Regions from separate parts of the Homo sapiens genome. Here region 1 is linked to region 2. A link is a loop called in an ENCODE intact Hi-C map of the cell type or tissue named here. Cell type or tissue: mammary epithelial cell. All regions are shown on one strand.

What was found. Peaks named below come from ENCODE experiments on the same cell type or tissue, not always from the same donor. Only the 100,000 strongest peaks of a DNase experiment are listed, where the experiment ranks them.
Region 1: it touches region 2 in a loop (4-fold over the local background); 2 of 110 quality-filtered maps call a loop at or near these places.

What each region holds. Positions count from the first base shown.
Region 1 is chr1:153,191,801-153,194,300 of GRCh38, forward strand. It overlaps a transcript of SPRR2G not described here. Among named protein-coding and RNA genes, the nearest start is that of LELP1, 10 kb to the right of the region's middle. In mammary epithelial cell, a CTCF peak has its summit at 1,107; no DNase peak of the experiment used is centred here.
Region 2 is chr1:152,767,954-152,770,453 of GRCh38, forward strand. No RefSeq gene overlaps it. Among named protein-coding and RNA genes, the nearest start is that of LCE1F, 5.9 kb to the right of the region's middle. In mammary epithelial cell, a CTCF peak has its summit at 1,503; a DNase peak (open chromatin) is centred at 1,418; H3K27ac peaks cover 1,586 bases.

The sequences.
Region 1 (2,500 bases), 420 kb after region 2:
GTCTCAAAGGGTTGAGGACATTCTCCTTGGTCTCAGCTTACTTGTGGGTTTTATTTATGCCTGTTGTTTAACTATCCAGCTAAATTAAGTTCTGACCTTTAATTCAATAATCATTAATCAGAACCAATTTAGCACTGCTAAATTGAGTTCTGTACCATTATTCAACAACCATTGACAACAACAGCTAGAAAGCATCTAGTTTATAAAACCTGAAGACAAAGAGAATAAGACACTGAGGCTCACTAGAGAAGCCTCCTCGGTTGTCTCCTGCAGCAGTGGGGACACACATGTGCTGCATGAACCATTAGGCTGATCTGACGAGGGCTTCTATTAGGCACAGAGGGCATGTGGGATGATGTATTGAATGTATGTCTTCATAAGGGACAGCCTTGAATTATGTGCAGGCTTGTGGAAGCTGAGGAAGAAGGCAGAGCAGAGGATGTCTCCTGGGTTCCTATCTGGGTTTCTTCCTTGGGTTCCTAAGTGCAACTGGCAGGAGTTTCCTTGGGAGCTAATCATATTCAGTGATTATGGAAGTTTGAATCTAATCATATTATATCCCAGTTCTCCTCCCACCAGCCACACAATAGCCTCTCCCTTATTTCCATGGAGGCAAAACCACATCATAGTCAATTGAAAAATATACCTGAAGGATAAAAAATTTCAAGAACAATCAAGAGTGGAGATGGAAGAGAAAGGATAAGAACTAATTTTATAGTAGGATTGGGAAGGTCCCCCCAAATTGCACCCACTTCCCTTTTGCCTAGTCAAGATTATAGGTTCCTGGGTCCCTTCACTGTGCACAGGAATGTACCTGCTGGTTGATTTCAGACTGAAACAAAGAGTAGAGCTTCTGGTTCTTGTTCTAAATCTTGTTATTAAACTCTTCTCCTGGGCCTAAATTTTTCTCAAGCTCTTTGCATTGTAGGTATGTAGAATATATTTTTCTCTACAATTTCCACAGCTTAAAGTCTTTTTGTTTAAGTTTAGCAGGCAGAATTTCTTAAATAAACTTTAAGCTGACACTACTGCCTGTGTAGGTAAGAACCCCCATCCATCATCCACTGTCCGGCCCCAAACCACTGATGTGTTTCTAGCACCACCACCTGGGAACTGGTGGTATCAAAAGATCAGAGCTACCTGGGCTATGCCTTGGCAAGGAGCACAAGGTGCGTCCTTTGTGAGGCACACACTAGGACTAGGTTTCCATTTCTTTATTTTGAGAGATTAGGTAAACCTTCTCCTTGTCCGCTGACCAGCCCAGGAAGTCTTGGTGGTGAAGAGAAGAAAAGGATGTAGCTTTTCTTACATCCAATAAGATAAACAAATGCAGCTAGAGGACAAAAGACTGGATAAACTGCCACAGGATGGTCGATATGCATTGACCTAGAAAGAGACAGAATCCCCTCTACATCATTCCTGGAGGTGACAGCTCCCCAGGAGGTTTTCTGTGACCCACTCACCCCCACCGATCATCCAAATGGATTTCCACAGCACGCTGAACAAACTTCAGCCATATTTCCCCACACTTAGCTCTGTGCCTCAACATCAGTGACCACACTCACTCTTGCCTAGACTGCAGAGTATTTGTCCAGGTTGCTCTGTATCTTCATTCCCTATGCTGCCCTCAAACATGTGCATGCACACACACTCACACGCACACACATGCACACATGAGGACACAGGCATGCATATGCACACACAGGGTCTAGCCTCTGGGAGAGGCTCAATGACTTTAAACTTCATTTAATCCTAAAGAGCAGAGCTAGAGGTGGTGTGAGTTAATGTTAAGCGATTTCATTTCAAGTCTCCGAAAGAGATGGTGGGATTGGGGTGGGGGCATATGAAAGATGCTAAACACCCAGCCCAGGAATCCTTATAGAAGAACTGTTTCCTGGAGATGAGGAGCTCAGCAAGTCCATTCTGCTTGTCTCCTCTCAGACACCAGGAAGTCCCAAAGACCTGAGGTGCTGCTGAGTAAATTAGACCTGCCTCCATATCCCTTTCTCTCACTCCCACATCTCCATCCAGGGCAGCTATCAAACTGGAACCCCACTGGGGGCTTAGAGCAATCATACCTCCTCAGGTCTATGAGGGCTGCATGGACACCAGAGCCCCTTGCACACTTCCTGGCCACCATGCTCCAGCCCACAAGATGACAGCTGTAGATGAAGAAACCAAAGACACAGATCACAGACATGATTCTCTTCGACCTGAGCTGGAACTTAACTTTCTTGGATCCCATGCTTTGCTCCTCCTTCTGCATCATCTTGAGCTTGTACCCAGGCTAGGGTAAAAAAGGCCTGGGAATTTTACTCTTTCTGATGTTCAATTCTGATTCAATGATACAATGTCAAACTGACATGTATTAACCTCCTGAAAAAAAAAGAGAGATCAGATTTTAAAGTAACTAGGAATAGCATAGATGAAGAAGAGAAACAGTCAATAATAGGAGAAAAGACAAAATGTCTGCATAACTATTAATAGAATATATCAAAAC
Region 2 (2,500 bases):
TAGCTTATTTGGTCACACATCTAAGACGTGATAGTGATGGAATTCAAGCCTAGGCTAATCTTGTTCCAAAACTTGATCTGCCTCCCTGTGGAAGGAAGAGTAACACTATGTTTTGAAGGGACTAGCACGCTTCCATCTTGCATTATTTATAGTGCTTTCACTTAGAAAAAGAATCAGCTTTTTTGGTAAAACAAAGAGTTCAGTTTCAATGCATGGAAACTGTAAGAAGATTCTGGCTAGAAATAAAGAAAAAGTAATAGAACTGTTTGGAAATGAAATATATTGTTCATCCATGCATTTAACAAACATTTAGTCATTGTTAATTGAATATTTATTATGTGTCAGACAGTATTTTGGATGATTGGGATAAATCAGTGAACAAAACAAGATCCTTATTTTCAAGGAGTTTAAATTCTAGCAGAGAAAAGAAAACATTGGGCATATTTTAAAAAATTATATAATAAATCAAAACATACAACTAATCTGGAAATCAGAACATATATAGCAAAGAAGACGACCTGGGCAAGCATCCCAAACAGTACAAAAAGGGGAGAAGTACTGAGCTAGATGTGTGGAAGAAGGGGCTGAGAGGCTGTGGGGCCTAAATACTCAGCAATAGAAAGGGCATGGAAGAGGCATCATGAGAGGAGGGTTTGAGCCCAGTTGTACCACTCATTAGCTGAGAAGTGTTGACTCAGGCAATTTTTCTGGCTCTCAGTTCCCCCATCTATAAAATGTAGCTGAAAATATGTCTACCTGTCTGGATCACTCTGAGGATTAAATGAGATAAGCTATTTAAAATAGTATATTATAAAACACTAAAAATATATTTGCTTTTGGCAGTGAAATATTCACCTGGAGAAAAGGGGGATGATTGGCTTGGGAAATGGCCTGTTTGATGAAGGAGGTGGGCCACAAGGGTTATTCAAGCCCAGGCAGGAGCAGAGACTGAATGAGCCGCAGGGATGCACATGTAGGGATGCTTGTGGTCAGCAGGGGCAGGCAGGAAGCTTCAAGGAGGAGGAATTGAAGCGGTGGTGGGTTATGGAATAGCAGAGAGGACACGGATAGGGTGAATTGGAAAAATGCCTTAAGCAAAACACTGAGTCTAGAGGAAGTATAAGATCTGGGGGAAGGAAGTCCAGATGTCAGAGTGAGGGTGGGGTTAAGCACAGCAAGGTCAGCAGCCATCACAGACGGTCATCAGTGTATTGATGCCACTCAGCCAGTGTGCCATCAGCACGGCTCCTTAGTTCACCAGAGGGAGAGGAAATATGAGACAGGGGAGGCTTTGCAGTCAATCAGAAATACTATTTAGGCTCGAATTGGGATTGGGTCCTTAGTCACTGAAAGCTGTCCTTCCTTGACCTGGCCTGAATGTGAAATCTGGATTGAGCAATAAGTTAATTAATCAGTCATTTCTACAGCATTTCATCAGCATTCTTCTGAGGTTTGCTTTGTTCGGTGAGAAATCCAGGAGGTGTCTCCAGTGAGTATAGTCTTAATCCTCCTGTACCAGGGCAGGATTTCTTATCCTCAGCACTACTGACGATTTGGACAAGATAATTCTTTCTTAGAGAAGGCCTATTCTGTGATTTGAAGGGTGCTTAGCAGCATCTGTGGCTTCTACCAACTAGATGACAGTAGCTGTGATGATCGAACACTTATCCAGACTGTCCAATGCCCTCTTCTGGGGTGTGGGAGTCAGGCCATCCCCAACCTCACCCCATTGAGAACCACTGAATTAGAGGAAAGTCTTAGGCTTTGTCCTCAGGGCCATCCCAAGCCAACAGTGAATCACACCTTCCCCTTACCTCCATCCCAAGAACCTCCCATTCATTAAAAATAAAAAGTCTCTATAAGGCACGAATACATGCAAATACATGCAAGCAATTACAACTTTAAGGATATACAGAAGGTTTTAATTTTTCCCCAAGGGATCTGCATGCTGATTACGGAAGAGTTGTTTATCTTGGCTATTATGGCAATTGTGAGTAGATTATCTGTGCCAGTAATTATAATCATTATTTGGCAAACTTGTCCAAGAGCTCAGAATACTCACTTTCTAACCTTCCTACTTAGTTGCCATGCAGTGCTAGTGGCAACTTGAAAAATGTATAAGCAGGAAATTCTATTGTCTTGGAAAAGTATAACACAGGTCTTTTTAACACAAAGAGGAATTATTTGTATTGATGATTAGTCAATGGGTTTAATAGGTAAAAGGAGAAAAAGACAAAAATGCACAAGGGCCCTTGGGGGGACTTCAAGAGCATGCCTACAGATCCTCTTCTGGATACCCACAGCTGCTTTTCTGGGTGCCCATGACTGCTCTTCTGGGTACCCACTGAACACAGGAGACTAGTTGAGAACAAGTAAAAACATTAGGAACACATTATGAATTAGGGCTGGTGATATGATTATGAGTGGGGAGAATCTTGGGGTATCAGTTACAAATGGAGAGAATCTGAGTCTTGTTTAAGTCTAAGAATTTGGGCAGACA